3 separate regions of the Homo sapiens genome follow, and all the other regions are linked to region 1. A link is an interaction called in ENCODE POLR2A ChIA-PET data of the cell type or tissue named here. Cell type or tissue: CD4-positive, alpha-beta T cell. All regions are shown on one strand. Links, peaks and the distances in the headings refer to the core of each region. The heading gives the core; the rest is flanking DNA. Region 1 overlaps ADCY7 (adenylate cyclase 7). Region 2 overlaps BRD7 (bromodomain containing 7). Region 3 overlaps BRD7 (bromodomain containing 7).

Evidence for each region. Peaks named below come from ENCODE experiments on the same cell type or tissue, not always from the same donor. Only the 100,000 strongest peaks of a DNase experiment are listed, where the experiment ranks them.
Region 2: POLR2A ChIA-PET joins it to region 1 with 22 read pairs; 15 of 35 experiments call an interaction of 5 or more read pairs at or near these places.
Region 3: POLR2A ChIA-PET joins it to region 1 with 11 read pairs; 11 of 35 experiments call an interaction of 5 or more read pairs at or near these places.

The regions. Positions count from the first base shown.
Region 1 is chr16:50,271,344-50,282,438 of GRCh38, forward strand. All of the region lies in intron 1 of ADCY7 (adenylate cyclase 7), which reads left to right. Among named protein-coding and RNA genes, the nearest start is that of ADCY7, 10 kb to the left of the region's middle. RefSeq lists enhancers at 1-792, 793-1,627, 3,039-3,108. In CD4-positive, alpha-beta T cell, for the core only: no CTCF peak of the experiment used is centred there; DNase peaks (open chromatin) are centred at 1,057, 2,768 and 3,148; H3K4me3 peaks cover 2,589 bases; H3K27ac peaks cover 4,918 bases.
Region 2 is chr16:50,325,391-50,330,390 of GRCh38, forward strand. BRD7 (bromodomain containing 7) reads right to left here. Exons shown (of 17, transcript NM_013263.5): 9 at 3,279-3,354; 10 at 894-1,001; 11 at 358-493. Among named protein-coding and RNA genes, the nearest start is that of MIR6771, 35 kb to the left of the region's middle. RefSeq lists an enhancer at 1,970-2,019. In CD4-positive, alpha-beta T cell, for the core only: CTCF peaks have their summits at 1,832 (motif pointing right) and 2,033; a DNase peak (open chromatin) is centred at 1,881; H3K27ac peaks cover 845 bases.
Region 3 is chr16:50,337,194-50,342,193 of GRCh38, forward strand. BRD7 (bromodomain containing 7) reads right to left here. Exons shown (of 17, transcript NM_013263.5): 6 at 2,783-2,893. Among named protein-coding and RNA genes, the nearest start is that of BRD7, 29 kb to the right of the region's middle. In CD4-positive, alpha-beta T cell, for the core only: no CTCF peak of the experiment used is centred there; DNase peaks (open chromatin) are centred at 628 and 1,908.

The DNA.
Region 1 (11,095 bases), core at 862-5,861:
AGAGCCTCCCACCTTCACCTCCCAAAGTGCTGGGGTTACAGGCATGAGCCACCACACCCAGCCTGTCCTCTTTGATGGGCCAATTTCACAGGCATTTTCTGAGCACAGCACAGCCCAGTGCTGCCGAGATGAACCTGAGCAGACTCTGTGTTAGGATGGGGTGGGGACGGCTGACCTTGGGCCTGGGAGAAGGTCCTCCCTGTTCTAGAGCACAGCCATCTGGTCAGTTTCTCCTGGCTTGTGAGGCCCTCCCAGACCGGGCCTGACTTCCCTCCCCACTCCCGCCACTTGTCACCGTTATCCACTCTGGGCCAGCCCCCCTGACATTTTCACTCCCAGCTTGGCTATCTCCTGCCCCTTTCCTGCCCTTGGCCCCCACAGTTCCCACTGCCTGGGGTGTTCTCCCCAACTGCTGCTTGGCTGTGTCCTCCAGGTGAGGGCCTCCTTCAGGGGTCCTCCAGCATGGGGAGAAGAGGGGACCCAGCCGGCTCTGCTCTTGAGCTGTTCACTCAGCCGCCTCCCCCACCCCCTTGGCCTTGCTTTGAGCCCCTGTCTTGCTGTGGCTGGGGCCCAAGGGACGCCGGGATACCCTCTTCTCACCATCCTCCCTTTATGTCCCTGTTTCCCCCACCACCGCTGACCACTGGAAGGGTGAACCCACGACTGGGCCTGAGGGAAAGGGAAGCCAAGGGAGGTCTTTGGTGCAGGTACCCCCGTTTCCAGTTGTGTTTCCTGGCCCCAGGCTCTGCCCATTCTTGCCTCCTCCCAGGGTATCAGGACATGCTGGAGGTGACAGGGCAGAAGGAATGGCCATGACCCTCAGACACAGGCCTGTACCCTGGGGAGGAGCTCATGTCCCTGGAAGGCAGAAGGTACCTGCAGTGGGTGATGCCACCACCCGCCTTCTAGGGCCCGGATCCCTGGAGGCCGCTGGACCCAGGGCACCCTGATCGGGGTGCTTTGTCTTCCAGGCCCCAGGCTCTTCCTGCCCTCCAGGGTGCCCTTCCTGCCCCTGTAACTGGCCAGCTTTCCTCATGCTGGCCTCTGAAACAACCTAGTCACACTGCCTCGGGCGCAGCTGACTGAGATCATTGCTTCCTGGAGTCACCGACTGGCTGGGCAGGGAGAAGCCTAGCACCCTGGGATGCAGCTGCTCTGCACAGATGGGGAAACTGAGGCCCTGGGAGCTCTGCAGCCTTGGGGCTGGTGTGTCTTCCTGGTGGGAGCTATGTTGGAGTTGCAGGCCCTGCCCCATTCACAAGCACATCCCTTGGCCTCACTCATGGGAGGGATGTGGACTGGGGGCCAGTCTTGTGGGCTTGTCTTGGTCCTGCTGCTGTTCTTGGGAGTCTGGGTCTCCCTCCTCCTGGGCATCTCCTTGCTGGAGCAGGGGTCCAGGGTGCTGGTGTAGGCTGGGATGAGACCTCCTTCTGTGTGTGTGCGCATCTGGCTCCTGGGCCCCCAGGCCTGTCTCCGGTACCCCCTCTGGCTGGGAGGAGGAGCCCTTTTAAGCTGTCTGAAGGAGCTATTTTAAGGGGGGCCTGGGCTAATGGGAAGTGGCCTCTTTTGATATACCCAGACTCCCTGGAGACACTGCTCCATCCCCTGGGGGCAGGGACCAGCACTTCTGTATCCCTTTGTCAGGCTCAGCTCTCCTGGGCATGGGTACAAGAGCAGAGCTGCCCTTTGGGGGCAGGCAGGAAGTGAGGCTGAGACCCTGGTACTGAAGTGTGTCCCCAGTGCCTGTTTATGTCACGATTTCTCAGGCTGCTCACCCTGGTGTCTGGAGCTGACTGGGGTGGCCCTGGGTGATGGTACTTGCTGTGTGCCCACATCTACGTGAAGCCCCTGAGAACTGGTATTGTTACCAGTCCATTCTGTGGGTTAGGAAACTGAGGCCCAGAGAGGTTCAGGAACATGCCCAAGGTCACACAGCTCCTCCAAGGTGGAGCTGAGATTCACGGCCTGCTGTTGGATCTCAGAGCTTGTGCTCCCAACCACCATGCTTTCCTGCCTTCCCCTTCTGCCCTGCCCTGGCATTTCTTTTCCTCACTTGGCTCATTTATGACAATCTGCCCTCCTCCTGGCATGAGCTCCTCAGGGGACCCATGCCTGTCCTGTGTGTTGTAGCAGCAGCAGTGCCTGCACCTGCTGCAGGCAGGAGCTCAGTGGCACTTGGCAGATGGGGGTCTGGTGGCACCAACATGTGGCCTCTTTCCTGGTGGCAGGATGGGCCCCTTTCCATGTGCAATGGGGGTTTATGAGGTTTTATAGCTATGAGGTCACGTCACTGCTAGAATAGGCCATGGAGCGAAGAGAAGGGTTTCATCCCCATTGCTCAGGTGAGAAACTGAGTCCTGAGAGGCAGGTCACCTGCCAGAGCTCATGCAGTTGGGACTGGGGATTCCAGGGTTGGGGCCCAGTCCTTAGCTGCCAGTTCAGTGCTGGCTGTACCCCCCAGTCTGTGGAGTATGGGGTTTGATGTCCCTGTGTACCAGGCAGGGTTAGATCCTGGGAGCTGGGTAGTGCATGGCTGGACGTGCAGCCAGGTAGTGACAGGTCAGGGTAGCCTGTGCTTCTGTGGGAGGTGCAGGCCCTGGGGAAGCTAAGGAACAAGGCCAGACTGGGAGGGGACCAGGCAGCCTTCCTGGAAGAGGTGGCAGCTCAGGTTGGCCCTGAAGGGCGGGCAGGAGTTCGCCAGGCAGAAGGCATTTGGAGGTGAGGAGGTGGGCGTGTTTTTAGATTGCCGGAGCTGGAGATGAAAGGGTGGGGCTTGTTTGGGGAACCGAAATCAGCCAAATCACGCAGCCACAGAGGAGGCCAGGGAAGCTCTAGAGGCGTTTTTTGGCCAAGGGGTGAGCAGAGATCGGGCTTGGTGTTTTGGGGGGTCCTGGGTAGGTGTGGGAGGCCTCGTTTCGGGGGCCACGGGGCTCCTGTGGCGTGAGACTCCATCACAGTGACCTCCTGTGCCCAATAGCTCCGTAAGGGCAGGGTTTGTGGAAGGAAGGAGTGAGTGACCGGGAATGGGGTCTTGGGCTCCAGGGACAGCCATGGCGAGGGCTCTTCTGTGTGGGTGCAGGTCCGGAAGCTGGGGCTGTGGTTGGTGGGGGAGGCTGGGTGGGGCTGCTTCCCCTGCAGAAGGGCTCTTCCGGGCTCTTGGCGCGGTTTCACGAGGCAGTCCCCTCTGTGTCTCTCGTGCCCCCTAGGCCTGGATCGGGTTCTCAGGAAGCCTCGGGGAAGTGAGGGTCTTAGCGCCTTGGTTTGGGGCTGGGCACTTTGCGAGCTGGTGTCATGGAGGCCAAACTGGGGGCCTCCGGGCCAGGTGGTGGCTTCAGGCTTGCTGTTGGGACAGGAGGCCAGGCTAGGCAGTGACGCCTCACTGAGCTCCATGGGTGGCACGCTGAGCTCTGGGTGGGAGAGGCCTCTCCCACTGACCTCTCTGTGACTGGCTTCTCTGCTGGTCTGAGTGGGAAGGGCCCTCAGAGACCCTGGAGGCCTTTCCTGCCCTGGAGGAGTCAGGCCCAGAGAGGGTGAAGAATTGCCCGAGTCACACAGCTGGTGACAGGGAGAGCTGGGACTGTACCTTACATCACCTGACATTCAGCCCAGGGCTCTATTCCCTGCACTGTGGCAGATGGGGAAACTGAGGCAGGTGGGCCACTCCTCTGCATTCCATGGGAGAGGCAGGAAATTCGACAGGAGCCCTTTGCCGGGTTGGCACTTGGAGCTGTTTTCCTGCTTGCTTTTCCCCAGGGCAAGGTGCTTCCCAGCTGAAAACTGCCTAGGGAGGGTGCTGTTGAGACCGTGAGCACCTGAGAGCCCTGGTCTTTCACTCAGGCCTCTCCTCTCACCTCCACCTGGGAGGCTAAGCTCAGGGTAGGTGTCCTGGCCCACAGGCAGGTGCATGGGCTGGTCCCGCCAGCACCTGCAACCTTCTTGTGCGCAGCTAGCCCAACCTGGGGTCAGGTGGAGGTGGGTAAGTGGGGCCCCCAGCATTAAAGAGCTTCATAGGCTGTCAATTAAGGGGAGGCTAGTGGGCTCTACAGGCCACAGCTACCCAGGGAGCCTTCTTAGGGGAGGAGTTCCTAGGTGGGTCTCAGAGACTCCAAAGTCAGCATTTCCCAAAGGAGGTTCATTAGGGATTCAGTGCAAAAAGAGTCTCATTAACAAAAGGATGGGGAAATGTTCAGCTGTGTTTAATTCAGCAGGCTTCTTTCCTGCAGGACTTGTCAGAGCCTTTAATTTGCTAATGTGTATGGGGGATCTTTAAATGGGGAAGAGGAGAATGTTGAGCTCAGCACCACCTGTGACCAGAAATGGCTGTGGATGTGTGTGGCTGCGCATATGTAGCTTTTCATGTTCCTGCTTTTGGGCAGAATGCACCTCAGGAAATGCAGATAGAGAGTTAATCTGCACTGGGCCTTGGAGAGGGGCAGGCCTGGGTTCGAATCCTAGCTCCACTGTTTCCTAGCAGGTGGGCTTTGGGCTTGGAGGTTAAGGTCCCAGAGTCAGTTGCCCTGGCTAGAAATGGAGCGAGAGCACCCCCGCCCACCACCCTTGGGTAGCCCAGCCCATTCATGGTTCTCTGCAGGTTCTCAGAGGAGACAGCCAGCCAGGTGGTTTTTGGCCCAGTTTGTCTCCCGGCTGGGCTCAGAGGTCGCAGAGCTTGTCTTGAGGCCTGGGTACTGTGCCGTCTCCTGCCAGCAAGCCTGGAAGGCTTGGGCCGAGGACCCGACTCTGCCTGGGATGTCACCTGTGAGCTCCCTCCAGCTCAGACCAATATCACCACCTCCCTCTGACCTGGGTTGGGTGGGACGGCTGCTCCCTTGAGGCCCAACTAGGCCCTACATGGAGGGGTCAGCCCACACTGCCACTCATGGCCCTGGAAAGCCGGCCTGAGTTGCTGACCAATGTTCTCTCTACCTCCCAGAGGCTGGGCACTCACAGACCAGAGTAGGGGCCGGGCCTCCTCACCCCCAGTGCTGCTGGCTCATGGCAGGGTTGAGGGGTGGGGACAGGTGCCGGGCCCTCTCACTTCTGCACCCCATGGCCCTTTCTGACATCTTGGTGATGCATGCCATCTAGACTGGGGCATTTTGCGCCAGGGGTGGCTCAGTACACTGCTTGCATCACCCCCAACTGAATCCTTTCAAAATCCTGTGGGGTAGGACTGTTATTCTCCTTTTGTTAAAATGAGGAAACTGAGGCACAGAGAGTCTGTTGGGTCATGTAATGTATTATTTGTTTTAATATTTAATTTATGAATGAGTGAGATGGAGTCTTGCTCTGTTTCTCAGGCTGGAATGTGGTGGCACAATCATCACTTGCTGCAGCCTTAACCTGAACTCAGGAGGTCCTCCTGCCTCAGCCTCCCAAGTTTGCTGGCTCTACAGGCATGTACCACTGTGCCTGGCTTAGTTTTAAAATTTTTTTAGAGATAGCATCTCACTACGTTGCCCAGGCTGATCTTGAACTTTTGGTCTTAAGCAGTCCTCCTGCCTCGGCCTCCTGAATAGCTGACATCACAGGCATGAGCCAATGTACCTGGCTAGGTCATGCAATTTAGGTGTGATGGGCCTGGGATTCATTTTTCCTATTACACATTTTTTTTTTTTTAGTCACATAAGCAACACACTGACAATAGGAATAGAAACTGAAAATGAGAAGTGGGATTTATCCACTCTGTGAAATCAAGAGTTTTGGTTTTTCTGTGTCCTGGTTCCATCCTTATTTGTTCCAGGCATTGCCATGTGGATTTTTCACAGGATACCCTGTGACGTTAGTTTCAAGTGGCCTCAGGCTTTTTGACAGCTGCATAGTATTCCATTGTAAGGTTGTATCATAATTTATTTCACCAGTTCGTGACTGATAGGTATATTATTTTCAATCTTTTGTTATTACAAATAATGCTTCAATGACTAATCTTGTACTTATGTCATTTCATACTTGTGACAATGTTTGTACGATACATTACTCAAAGTGGATTTGGTAGGTCAAAAAGCAAATATGTCCTTCAGTGACTTTGTTAGGTATTATTAAACTACCTTCACTGGGGGTTGTACTGACTCACATTCCTGCCCAGGAGGGAATGTGAGTGACTGTTTCCAACACAGACTTATGAGACTTATGAAATGCTTTGATCTTTGCCCATCAGATAGGTAAAAATGGTTTTCCATGGTAGTTTTGTTTTTGTTTTAAAGATGGGGATTTTGCTATGTTACCCAGGCTAGACTCAAACTTCTGGGCTCAAGTGATCCGCCTGCCTCAGCCTCCCAAGTAGCTGGGACTATAGGTGCATCCCATTGTGCCTGGCTACCATGGTAGGTTTTTTTTTTTTTTTTTTTTGAGGCGGAGTCTTGCTCTGTCACCCAGGCTGGAGTGCAGTGGCACAATTTCAGCTCACTGCAAGCTCTGCCTCCCAGTTTCACGCCATTATCCTGCCTCAGCCTCCTGAGTAGCTGGGACTACAGGCACCCGCCACCACGCCCAGCTAATTTTTTGTATTTTTAGTAGAGATGGGGTTTCACCGTGTTAGCCAGGATGGTCTCGATCTCCTGACCTCATGATCCGCCCACCTCGGCCTCCCAAAGTGCTGGGATTACAGGCTTGAGCCACTGCGCCCGGCCTACCATGGTAGTTTTAATTTGTGTTTCATTACGAGTGTGGTTAGCTTCCTTCCAAATGCTGTGGGTTGGTTGTGGGTTGCTTTTTTTTTTGAGACAGAGCTTCACTCTGTCACCGAGGCTGGTTTACAGGCATGATCTTGGCTCACTGCAATCTCTGCCTCCTGAGTTCAAGCGATTCTCGTGCCCCAGCCTCCCAAGTAGCTGGGATTATAAGCATGCACCTCCACACCTGGCTAGTTTTTGTATTTTTTAATAGAAATGGGGTTTCACCATGTTGCTCAGGCTGGTCTCGAACTCCTGGCCTCATGTGATCTGCCTGACTCAGCCTACCTAAGTGCCAAGATTACAGGCGTGAGCCACCATGCCTGGCCCTTCCAAATGTTTAACAGTCATTTAGATTGCCTTTTCTATGAACTTTCTCTTCCTAGTCTTCTCCCATTTTTCTATTGGGCTATTGGTCTTCTTTTTTATTTGTGGGAGCTCTTTACATATGAAGGAGATTAGCTCCTTGTGATATGAATCACAAATGTTCCCCTAATCTGTCACGTGTCTTTTGATTGTGCTTTTGGTAATTTTTACCATGTATATTTTGTTTTTTCATGTAACTGAACTTATCAGTCTCTTCTTTATGGCTTTTGGGTTTTGTGTCAGGATAAAAAGGCCATATTCACTACAGCATCATATGAGAATTCTCCCATAGTTTCTTGCTCTCTTTGGAAATAATCCTGGTATAAGTTGTGAATCCAGCTTGCTTGCTGTCTTGTGGATGCTGCCTTTCTAAACAGAATACTAGCAGCCTAAGAGTTAAGACTCAAATGCACATCTTTCCTGTCCCCTTCAGGACAGTGGTTACTCTGGGTTGCATCTGTCCATGGGCCCGTGAAATGGATCTCTCTCTCTCTCTCTTTTTTTTTTTTTTTTTGGCAGAGCCTCACTCTGTTGCCCAGGCTGGAGTACAGTGGTGCAATCCCATCTCACTGCAACCTCTGCCTCCCGAGTTCAAGTGATTCTCATGCCTCAGCCTCGCGAGTAGCTGGGACTATAGGCACGCACCACCACCTTGGGCTCATTTTTCTATTTTTAGTGGAGACAGGGTTTCACCATGTTGGCCAGGCTGGTCTCGAACTCCTGGCCTCAAGCTATCCACCTGCCTTGGCCTCCCAAAGTGCTGGGATTACAGGTGTGAGCCACCGTGCCAGGTCTATGGAGCTCTTCTTGTACCTCCCAGCCCCATTCATGTCTTGCTGTCACTGCTGGACCCACTGTCAGGGTGGGGCCCTAGGCAATGTGGGAAGTCAGCCAGCACCCTCTTGTCCTGGGCAGGACGAGAACCACGTGAGGTCCCCCATGGCCAGCTGGACTTCCCCTTTCTGTTCTTCCTTATCAAGGGAAAAGGGATCAGAAATCTGTTAAATGTGGGCGTGAAAGTGTTTCCCTTCTGAAGGGGGAAGCTAGTGAGGGCAGTGCTTAAAGAAATGAATCACTAATTGAATTTCAAGCAAGAGTGAGGAAAAAGTAGGGCTATTTCTCCAACAGGGGAGCCTGGTTGATTGCTTAGTCAGTTGATAAACACTGTTGCCTGAACACCCGCTGTGTGCAGAGACCTAGCAGATACCCTGGTTGGGGCAGTGCTAAGGATTCTGCCTTCTGGGAGCTCATTTCCTGAGCAGAATTCCCTCTTGGTACCTGGCCTGGCACCTGGTGCACAGAAGGCATGAGTGCACATCTGCTGAAGGTATGCATGGACGAACTCTCCCTGGGCAGTCACTAACTAGCATTAGAATGGGCATGAGACATAGTGGACCTGGATTCATTATCATTGGCAGCTGGAGCCTTGGGGGTGCATTTTAAAGGGGAGATTGATCAGGGTAATGCTTAACCAAATGAATGAAGTGGAGGGGAGGATTTCAGGAACAAAGAACACTTTTTTTTTCCTTTTTTTGTTGTGTCTCTGGCAGTTTTTGGTAACAAGATGATGCTGGCCTCATAGAATGAGTTAGGGAGGAGTCCCTCTTCCTCAATTTTTTTGAATAGTTTCTGTGGGAATGGTACTAGCTCTTCTTCGTATATCTGGTAGAATTCAGCTGTGAATCCATCAGGTCCTGGCCTTTTATTGGTAGGCTATTTATTACTAATTCAATTTAGGAGCTCATTATTGATCTGTTCAGGGAATCAGTTTCTTCCTGGCTCAGTCATGGGAGGATTGTGTGTCCAGGAATTTATCCATCTCTTAGGTTTTCTAGTTTTTGTGTGTAGAGGTGTTTGTAGTAGTTTCTGATGGTTGTTTTTTATTTCTGTGGGGTCATTAGTAACATTCCTGTAGTCATTTCTAATTGTGTTTATCTGGATCTTTTCTCTTTTCTTCTTTATTAGTTTAGCTAGTGGCCTATTTTATTAATTTTTTCAAAAAAAAAAAAAACAACTCCTGGATTCGTTGATCTTTTGAATGGTTTTTTGTGTCTTGATTTTCTTCAGTTCAGCTCTGATTTTTGTCATTTCTTGTCTTCTGCTAGGCTTGGGGTTGATTTGTTTTTGCTTCTCTAGTTCTTTCAGTTGTGAAGTTAGGTTGTTAATTTGAGATCTTTCTAAGTTTTTGATTCGGACATTTAGTGCTATGAATTTCCCTCTTAACACTACCCTAGCTGTGTCCCAAAGAATCAAAGAACAACTTTCTACCCATCCCTAGAAGTAGCTCTCTGGGGCCAGGTGAGAACATCAGCCTTTTCCCTCAGTTTTTCTCCAGTTGCCTATCCTTTTCATTAACTGATTCAGCCTCCACCCCCAGCCCAGTCCCAACTAGGCCAGAGCTGGCCTCAGAGGTCTGACACAGCCCCTCCTTTGCAAGAGGGGAAACTAAGGCACAGGTCAGGCAAGAGACTTGTTTAGGGTCACAGAGCAGGTTGGTGGCTAAGCTGGGACTGGAATGCAGGTTTCTGGTCCCCAAGACTGATCAGCAGCCTGTGCCCTGGGAGTGGGAACAAAGTCAGCCTGGGGGTGCTTGGGGGCTATGGAGGGGGAGCAGGGTTGGCTGGGGGCTCATGCCGTTGGGGAATTTCAGTCTTTGCCCCTGCTCGGCAACTTTGCAGGCTGTTAGGAGATGCGGTGGGGGGCCTGCCCACTCTGCACCTGCCTCTCCCTGGACCCCATGGTTGGGCTCTGACCCTGCAGGGCTTCCTCTGACACTAAGCGTGCCTTCTTGGCCATTTGCCAATTTGTCTTGCAAGCTTGGCCTGTTGGACATCATGACCTGTGCAGACAACCTGGTTATCAGCACCCCCAGTTTACTGATGAGGAAACTGAGGCCAGAGTGTGCAGGCGACTGCTATTCACAGGCCATTGGTAGCAGAGCTGGGATTGGGTGCAGGCATCCTCCCAGAGGCCAAGCGTAGCTGGGAGAGGTGTGCTGTGGCAGGTAAGGCAGGTGCGGCAGGTGCAGCAGGTGCTTCCCGATCTTGAGGGAGGCCCTTTCTTCATCTGCCCTCATCCTTTGGCTGTGGCGCCCTCCTCCCTCACCCATGCCACTCTGCGTGCTTCCCCACCCTGGGCCTGGTGCAGGATTCTGGCTGGCTACCCTGCTCGGCCATTCACGTCACAGGTGTTTGCCAGGACCAGCTGCGGGACACACACACACAGATCCCACCACGACAGTTTGGCAAGTCAGGGGCCGGGATATTGGACCCACACTGGGAAGGCCTCTTGGTACGGGAGGTGCCTGGGAGAGCAGGGCATGGGGGCCACAGGGCTCTGGGGACAGAGAGGGCTGGGCTTGGGGGGATGGGACCTTGAATACCAGCAACATTGAATCCCTGGGTCCCACGAGGTTTACTGGGGGCCTCTTAGGTCAGGCTTGCACTGGGCAGAGCAGCTGCTGGCTTCATGGAGCTCAGGGTCTCTTGAGAGAGTTCGCGTTAATATGAGATTCCCTTGGCAAATGAAAAATCTGCCTGAGACCCAGCCTACCAGGGGAGCCGAGAGCCGGCAGGACCGGGGGCGCGAGACGGAGCATGCAGGTTTTTTGTCTGGAGCTGCGTGGCGTCCCAGGCAGGGTGTGGGCCCAGGGGCCTGAGCGGGGCCTCTTCCCTGGAGGCTTCCATGCCCCCCTCACTCCAAGGTCCCCACTTCCCCTTTTTGAGGCCAACAGGGCCCCAAAGCAGCCCTGAGCCTGCTGAGGCTCGGCCGGAGGAAGCCAGGCTGTGGTTTCTGCCAACAGTGGCCGGGTGAGGAAGTGGGTGTCCTGTCTGCATCTGTGAAAGCTGGGGGTTTCTAGAACATACTCCCTGCAAGGGCTGTGGTTGTGCTGGGGACGCTGCCAGATCAGCTGGACTGGGGAAGGATTTTCCGAGCACCCAGGGACCTGGCCCTGCAGTTGCAGTATGGAGTCCCAGCCTCTTGCTTCCAGCAGGTCTTCTGGCTGGAGAACCTGGACCCAGCCAGCCAGTATTTGATAAGGAGACCACAGTCCTGCCTTA
Region 2 (5,000 bases), core at 1-5,000, 53 kb after region 1:
AACTGATCAAGTTTGGACCATAACTCACTGACACACAACATGTTATAAGACAGCAGATGGCACATCAACGTTTTGAAGTAACAAGTTCCTACACTTTAGTACTGGCTGAGGTACAGTCTCTTTAAAAATATATTTTTTAAAAATTAAAATACTGCAGATGCTACTATCAGGGAGACATGCTCTCTCTCTCCACTAAAGGATAATAGTAACTATGAATCCATTATTGTCAGCTTAAAAAAAAATTACTGAGCACATTTTTTTTTACTACTCGGCCAGCTTTGTCAGTCTATCCACAAATCATGTATGTACTTTAATGTTTTTAAACAAATGTAATCAGAATATTAACTGGAAACTCACCTGAAATCACTTGGAAGATCAGAGTCTTCCCCATAGGTTGAATAGATTAAATCAGAATCATCCTTGCTGATATTTGCAAATGTGGAGTCATAATGCGGTGCATAAGAACTGTAGGGCCCATAATTCAAATATAACACTGTTGAAAAAATCAAATACTGTAACACTATTCTTTAACTTGCATGTCAATCTATTTTGTTTTACCAAAAGATTATTTATTCTCTCCTAACTTTACTACTTCATTGGCTGGTTTGCAAATCTAAGATATTTTCTCTCAAACAGGTACTTGTAAAGTTACAACTCAAGTGAATTCTTCCCTACAAGGGAGAGGGAGAGGAACAAGAAAGAACAAAATTCATTTTGAATACTAATACCCAATTTTCCAGTCTCTTCTGAAGTTAATAAAATAGCTAATTAATGTTGCAAAAATACCACCAAGATACTGGTGCCCACCTAGTGAATAAAGCATAATCGTGCTTCCTTTCCCTAATATCCCAAAACAGAGAAGAGAAAAAATGACTCCTATGCAGGAGCCTCACCTGGAGTGACTTTGTTCCTTTTATCCTCTTTGAACCCCTGCAAAGTATTCACTCCAGACTGAAGTCTTCCAGTTGTCATTCCCAGTCTCACAGGGCAGTAGCCTGGCTCTACAACATAAAACAGAGCACAGTGAAGGAGGCCTACATGGCCATGACCCACGGGGCCCTCTGCCGAGTGACTCCGCACAAACCACTGCATGTCATCTGCATGACCGTGAAGGAGGCTGGGAAGCGCTTACTACATCCACTTTTATAAGAAAATCAAAGCTCAGAAAGGCAGAACTATAGCCAGGACCAAAACTCAGACCTGTTCATTACACTCTCCTGCTTCCTGGAATTCTTTATAATCATGTACACTTCACTTAAAAAATTAATTTTTATTAAAAACAAAAGCCACAAAAACTTTTAAAAGCTGGGACTTTTAATGTTAAGATGAAAGTTAACCAGTACAAAGGTTAGTAAAAGACTGAGGGAAAACACCTGCATTAAAGACAAAAGGGCTACTAACACATGAAGGATAAATGAGTATCTATGAAAGGCATACTTTTAGTGCAACGAGAACAGGCATTAGCCAGGAATGAATCCCTGTGATGAAGCTGGGAATACGTGACATAGAGAAATGTCACGTATGGGCACCTGAGGGGACTGCAAAAGATGCTGGCAGGAGAAGATGTGGTCTCCCACAGTATCTAACAGAGGGACATCTGCTCTCCTGAAGAAGAGTCTGAGTTTGTGTCACATGATCAGCCTTCAACGGAGGCTACTGCCATCAGTGACCAGTGTGGTGAAGGCACTGTTAAGCAACTGAACATCTAAATCAGATCTTCTCTCCTCAGCCAACAGTCTGGAATTTGGTTTCCTAATAGGTACGGGTACCAGACAATGAAGCTGAGAAGATGAACAGGGGTGTCTTCTACCTTAAACCATGAAAGTGGCCTACAGAGGGAGCTGTGCACACGGGGAGCCAAGTCAGCTTTGGCCACATTTGATTAGGTCTCAGAAACTGGAAACCCAGGAAACCAGAGCAAGGACAGAGACCACACTCGGCTTCACAGAAAGCAGCAGATCTTAAGGTGTCACCTACATCAGTTAGCTGCATCTCCTAACACCAAATGTTCACCACAGCTATAGTAGAAAGAGCAATGTTCTCAATCCTGTGGCATTCTTTGACCTATGATCATATAAAATTCTACTTGTCTGCATCAAAGTAGAAACTGAGTTTTGTTTTGAAAACAGCACTAGCTCCTTTTCTTCTATTACTGTTCTCCTCCTTTAGAGAACATTCATAGTCCCCTTCTTTCCATCTTCAAATGCTCTTCCCTGCTTCAAGGTTTTCACAACTGCTGTTCTCTCATCCCTTACTCAACCTAAACATCATCTCCTTAAGGATGCCTTCCCTGACCCCCAAACACTAGGTTGGTATCTTCTATTATGATCATAGCTGTTCTTTTCCTTTGTAGTATTTATTCATTATAGACACACACCTGCATAGTACTGATTAAGGACAGACTTCTCTTTATGTGAGTCCTCTTCCCCCGACTCCATAGAACAAGGAAAAGGGACTCCTCTCTCTCTGTTTTGTTCTCTACTACACAGCTAGCTCCTAAGACAGCACCCTGCTCACAGCAAACAATAAACATCAGAGACTGTTTCCTTAAGGGTAAAAATTCTGTCATTATTCATTTTCGTATTTCCAATTACTTCTTTCATTATGACAGTATGAAAATAAATTTGTTGAATAAATTAACATTCTCACATTTGCATATCTCAATACATGATTCTCTCCTCAGACCAGTGACAAAAAGTTCTAATTGTGACATCGAATTTCAAAATATAACCTATATGATTTCCATTAAAACATCATTTGAGAAAACAAAAATATGACTGAGGTTCTAAAGATTCCCAATCTTTACAAACTTTCTACTGACTATAGTGAAAGATACGATGTCACTAAGCATACACCTTCCATTATTATTAAGGCACTATGTGGCATATACATTCATTTTATTCCCTGAAATAAACAGTTAAATTTATAATATCATATTCTGTGTGTATGAGATACCTCTAAACTGAGTGTCTATACTAAAGTCTCTTAAAACCAGGGCTAGGAATTACTATCTAAAAGTTATGGCTTTGTTAATGGCGGGTTTAAAATATTTCAGGGACTTTGAATTTTAAGGAAAACTTGATATACTGTACCTATTTCAAGATGAAGTGAAAGTTAGGCTAGCTGTTACCATGAAATACATGATGTCTAGCTAGATCCTTTGTGCATAATGACACAGACTGATCAATATTCAAGCTTGTTGCTTTAAAATGTTAACCCAGGTTACTGTTCTCTGCCAAATAGCATCAAGTTCATGCACAGTTTTACTCTGATCCTACCTCCTACAATGGGATCCACAGGATGGAGAAGTCCCAACGTCGTTGTTCCATCTGGTTTTCTTCTTTCAAATTCGCACTGCAATGACCCAAAGTATTCAGATGGAATGAAGTGTTTTATACAAACAGGCTGAGTATCCTTTATCCGAAATGCTTGATACCAGAGTGTTGTGGATTGCAGATTTTCCCAGATTTTGGAATATTTACATATACATAATGAGATATCTTAGGGATGGAACATAAAATTCATTTATGTTTCATATACACTTTACAGATACAGCCAGAAAATAATTTTATACAATAAATAATTTTGTGCACCCGTCACATGAGGTCAGGTGTGGAAGTTTCCACTTATGTCATCATGTCGGAGCTCAAAAAATTTCAGATTTTGGAGAATTTCAGATTTCGAATTTCTGGATTAGGGATGCTCAGCCTGTACCATATTCATATATGCAGCAAACCACAAAGGCTTATTTTAACCAAACTAATATTACAGGTGGCTAATCATTAAACTCAAGATACTGACTTTCACACAGGGGATGATGGGCTAGAGAAATGGAGGTGAAGAAAATCTCAGAATTCTAAGAGCTCTGTGGGTCCTTAAGGCCACCTAGTCCTCCCCAGTCTATCAAAAAAGGCTACTATGGACCAGGTGAGGGCAGTGGCTTGCTTAAAGGCATGTATACACCTACTTGGCTTTAAAACCAACGTGACAGGGACCCACCATCTCACTGCCACCCAAGACATGGCTTCTGTTCCTAAGTCCCTGTTAAATGTTTCTTTCTGGAAACATTTAAGCTGGAACATGTGGTGAGCTAGTCAGGAGTGGAGGGACCAAGAAATGGGCAAAGGGAAGGAAGCATCCGTGGAGGAAATCCCAGGTGGCAGCCACTTCCTCGTTGAGTGGTATGGCTCATGTTTTAGATGCCTGTGCGTGAGTACAAGGACGCCCTGAAAACACTAGTGTATTTGGAGTGATTGTCGGCTGAGAGCCATCCATCGCACTGTGGTCAGGAAGGGCAGCCGGCAGCCACTGCAGCAAGATGGCCACTTTTGTGGGCTGCTTGTTTGGCAACAGGAGCCCAGCTAGCAGCAGAAGCAAAAGTAAAACAACCTGAGTAGGAATTACAATTAGGAAAAATATTTTTTAAAAAAGAGCTCTATATTCAAATGTCGGCTCAGTTAAAACTGCTATTTGGGCTATACATATACACACATATGTCTACTGTTTTAACGCCGCTGTAATGGCTCTGTAAAATGTCTCAGTCAACTGAGTTCTGTTTGGCTGTCCCCCCTTCCTCTTGCCACCCTCGATACCATATTAGGGACCTAAAGGAATTTCTGGCAGCTTGTGATCTCTTGAGTAAACAGAAAAGGCATCAAAGACTCCTCTTTTTGGGAAGAATCTCTGTTTTTCCTCACAGAATACCAAGAGTTGTAAGCAGACAGATTCCTCTCAGATCTAAAACTCTGCTCTTTTCTGTATTGTATTACCTGATCTCTTCAGCTTTCTGGGGACCCAGGATTCAGTGATTTGGGGTGATCTAAAACCTGCCTTCCAGTAAGTATTAGGCCCTAAAAACTGCATGCTTTCTTGGCCCTGTTCCTTAAAGGGCTCCCTCTTGAAACCAGTAATCTAATAAGGAAACAAGTTAAGTTGAAAAGAGGACACTTTTTTTTTTTTTTTTTTTTTGAGACAGAGTCTCGCTCTGTTGCCCAGGCTAG
Region 3 (5,000 bases), core at 1-5,000, 65 kb after region 1:
GCAGCATTTTACTCAAGTATTTATTTAGGAGATAAAAAGTTACTCTTCATCTGTTCATTCTTCTTTTTTTTTTTTTTTTTTTTTGAGACGGAGTTTCCCTCTTGTTGCCCAGGCTGGAGTGCAGTGGCGTGATCTTGGCTCACCACAACCTCCACCTCCCAGGTTCAAGCGATTCTCCTGCCTCAGCCTCCTGAGTAGCTGGAATTACAGGCATGCACCACCACGCCCAACTAATTTTGTATTTTTAGTAGAGACGGAGTTTTTCCATGTTGGTCATGCTGGTCTCAAACTCCTGACCTCAGATGATCCGCCCACCTCAGCCTCCCAAAGTGTTGGGATTACAGGCATGAGCCACTGTTCCTGGCCTCATCTGTTCATTCTTTATAAAAATAACACGTCTACTAATAGTTGTTATTTGAGTGTAACTGAAAAAATGATGAGTGACTACTCTACAATTTTTTCAATGAACATTCAAAAACAGTTATCTTTGAAAAGACACCATTCACGGAAGGGTGTGCTGGGCTCTCTTGGAGCACAAACTATTAGAAGAGTTAACTCAAAAGGTCTAAATTTAAACGTTTAAAAATCACTGTTGTGACGACCCCTCCCCTGTAGGGTGGAGAGAACAGTCAATAGGAAGCTAATAACACAGGATGGGTGGGGCTCCTCAACAGCAAAAGATCTGAAAAAAAGGAAGACAACAGAGAGAAAGAAAGAGGGAGAGAGGGAAGGGAAAGTGAAGAAAATTTTATTTTCTGTGCTTTCAACCATTCCACACGCCAGTAAAATTCAAGAGATAATGGAATCTTTTGCTTGTTGTATTAACTACATTACTTAAGGAAGTGGTAAATCAAAGGTCATTAAAAATTAGGCTCCCACCACCCAATTCAATGTACATATTTTGGAGTGACTAAAGGCTGCATTTGACAAATGCATTTTTACTTCAAATACATTAACAAGAAGCATTTCCATGTCTTTAAACCTGGAATATGGCATGGTTCTAGATTCTGAGAGTCTTCCTGCAAAGAATGGGTAAACATTTCATATTCCTCTTTCCTCTGCGAATGTTGTCAAAGATGGGTAACTGGCTTCCATTAGTTTCCCAAGTCTTTAGGAAAGGGTGGGAACCAAAGTTGTCTAAATATTAGGAGCGCAAGAATAATCAACAATCCAAACATGTTTTTCTTTCTCTAGTTAAGTGAATCCAAGAATCTCTCAGCCAAGCATACAGACACTCAGACATCTGCACACCAAGGCATTTCTTTAAATGTAAAACTGTAATACAGAAAAATGAATCACCATAAAAATCGAAAAACCACATGCAGATGCACGACTCATTTTTATCATCCTTTAACTCCCCTGAATGTGAGCTCAAGCTCTGGACTCTGATTCCTTTCTCCTTCTACCAGTGTCTTATACCCACTCATTTCTTCTTTGCAAAATCCCTGTCCTATCTTGTGGTTCTTTTTCATAGTATCCTCTCTACTCTACCTCTTATCTAGAATCAGAACAGTAATGCTAGAAATCATCTTGGAGACCACAGACTAAACCCTTCTTTAGGGATGAGAACACTGAGTCCCAGGGTAGTTAATGTCTTGCCCAAAGTCCACAAGTTAGTGGAAGAGAGCTAAAATGAAAACTCTCTTCTGCCTGCCTGCCATGGTATGGTATGGTGCCAGGATCACCCTTGATTCGTTCCCTAAAGTAGTCTCTTACATAGGTTTCTCCCACTCAGAGTGGTGAGAAAAACCTCAAAAGATATGGCTTATCTTGCGAGTTATTTTCTCCAGCGGATGCACAGTGATCATCTCAGCTTACCCTTCAAAGCCTTTTATCAACTGTCGTCCTGGGGACACTAGTAATTTTTTGCCACTGTGTATAATATCTCATGTTTACGCTCTTTCCTGCAGTTTGATGATGATGTGTCTGTGCCTACGCACACACTTCTCTGACCTCAAATGACTTACTATGCACTAATTCTTACCCTTTAAGGAAGAGTCTGCTGTTGTGGAGAGGTGGTTTTGAGACAGTTTCAAATTTTCTCTCATTTGTATATAGTCACATGTAGCTTAATGAAGGGACGCGTTCTGAGAAATGTACTGTTAGGCAATTTTGTTGTGTGACCATCAATGAGTACACTCACACAAACCTAGATGGTATAGCCTATCAGACACCTGGCTAAATGATATAGCCTACTGCTCCTAGGCTAGGAACCTATACAGCATGTTACCATACTGAATACTGCAGACAGCTGTAACACAATGCTAAGTATGTGTGCATTTAAATATAACAAAAGTACAGTAAAAATACAGTATTACAATCTTATGGAACCACCACTGTATATGCAGTCTGTATATACAGTATTATGCAGCGCATGACTGTATTTTCTTACTAGAAATTCTGTGCTTCTGACAGGACTGACCAACGTTAGATTCCACCCCTACAAATGCAAACAGAGAGCTTTCCTCTTCAGAGTTCTCACAATTCAGCCAGTCTTATCCTGGAATTCAGGCTGATGTTTCAAGCTGATGTTTTATGTCTTAAGAGATAATTACAAGTGAATGCCAATATTTATTTGTATTGATTCCAAGTAAGAATTTTCCTGTCTTAATTTTCTTCTCTTTATTAAAATTTTTTTCATTTAGTATTTTCTACTTTATTTAATATAATATAACCTGCTAATAAAATAAAATCAATACTGTATTGTATCTGTATTACTATGGCCAACAAACAGCGACACAGATTTTAATAACTATTATTTATGACAAAGAGTTTCCTTTACCTGGCTAAGAATTTTCATTCCTGAGTGCAACAGCTTCTTTGCAGCTTTATAATAAATGGTCTCTGGTTTATTGTAAATCATGGCATTAGTACACATTAGTTTGAAGTTATCCTGCAGAAAGAACATTAAGGGAGAAAATGCATTAATGCAAAACAAACTACCCTGCACCCCCAGGTTGAAAATATACAGGTCCTCTAAAAATTTAAAAAGCAACATCCCTTTCTTTATTTACTAAACAATACTAACAGTAATTTATTAAGTTTTAAGACTCACCAACAAAACAAATACTGCTAAATGTATTTAAATATGCTATATTATTTCCCAAATTCTTAAATATTTTATAGTACCTGTATATAAACTGTAGATCCCAGAATGAAACTTTTAAATGGGTTTCTTCAGTATAATCTTACTGCACATAAAAAAAATGTGAAGAAAATACTTCTATTTCATATGTAATGATTTTAGCTGAGTAGTTCATGTAAATAAAAAAAATATTACTCCTAGCTTTAAAACAAACATCTTAAATTTCCATTTAGGAATTGAACATTTTATTTCAGATCTTGACTGAAAACGGAGCAGTCCTAAATTATCGCAGTATTTCCTGCCAAATTCACATTAACTGAGCAAAAAATGTTAAAACATTTACACTACTTTTATGTGTTTGGATACTATCATAAACTAAACATAATTTGCAGAATGTTGCAAAACCATGCCAATGTGAAATAAACCATACAACCTCAAGGAGTTAAAACATGTAACTGGAGTAGCCAAATTACCAAAACTGTCTTTTTGGCTTAAATTTCCAAGTCCGCTATGTGCTGGAGAACTTGACCCCACTGCATGCTTTCATAGTTAAGTAATTTTTACATCTATAAATGTGCGATTCATTATGCCAAGGCCTTACTAAGTTGAAAGAAAAACCCAAGAAAAGAGAATCTGCCCCCTACAAATTTGTTTAAAAAACAAAAAAAATTCAAATTCCACTATTTAATAGTGATGACAGGTTAGAACACTTAAATAGAACAAAAATAAGTAGACTGAGTTCTATGTACAAGTACGTAAGACTGAGTGAAGGGTCGCAATAAATTTGGTATTAAAGTGGATGAAGTATATGTGGATCTTCAGTTTGGGCCATGACTGTAAATATGCCAGGTCTTGGATCTCTAAGCATCTGATGAAAGCTATGGGACCAGACCTTAAGTACACACACACACACACACACACACACACACACACACACACACAGCTGAACACAAAAGTCTTCATGTAATTTTAGTAGGTTCTTGGTCCCTCTAAAGGCTCATTATGGTATCCAAAGGACCCTAGATTAAAGACCTTTGTTACAGATATTTGGAAAAGCTTCCAGGCCATTAAGAATTACTAGGCTGGGCATAGTGGCTCACCCTTATAATTCTAGCACTTTGGGAGGCCGAGGCAGGTGGACTGCTTGAGCCCAGGAGTTTGAGACTGGTCAGGGCAACATGGTGAAACCCCGTCTCTACTAAAAATACAAAAAAATTAGCTGGGTGTGGTGACACACCCCTGTAGTCCCAGCTACTTGGGAGGCTGAGGCACAACAATTGCTTGAACCCTGAACGTGGAGGTTGCAGTGAGCCAAGATCATGCCACTGCACTCCAGCCTGAGCAACAGAGTGAGACTCGGTCTCAAAAAAAAAAAAAAAAAATTAAATATGTATTTGGGGGGATGGGACGCAAGTGAACGGAGATACTAGATTACTATATATACTCAAACTAAGTGACCATTTGGCCTATAATTGGCCAGATAATGGGCCTATGAACTGGCAAGAGTACTGAATTGTTCTAATGAACACAGGACTGATCTATTAAGCCAATTTGTAGATTCCTTAAATCTTAACATAATGTGCTGGGCTTTACTGAACTGTGGGTGATGGCACTGGTCATTCAAAAAGCTGAGTCTTCCTGCACACTTTTCACACACACACACACACACACACACACACACACACACACATTTTACTTCAACTGCCAAATGAACTGAATAAATATTACTTTAGGCCGTTGAGCTTTCCCTAGAAAAAAGTGGCAACGTAGAAATTCTAAAGAGCTAAGATACCAATTCCTTTCAATTATGATAAACCCTAACCTGCTTAAAAACACTCTGGGGACACACTTCTACTCTTCTTACTGTAAGAGAAAGATCAGAGGAAAATCATGCAGAAAAAAAACAAAAAACAAA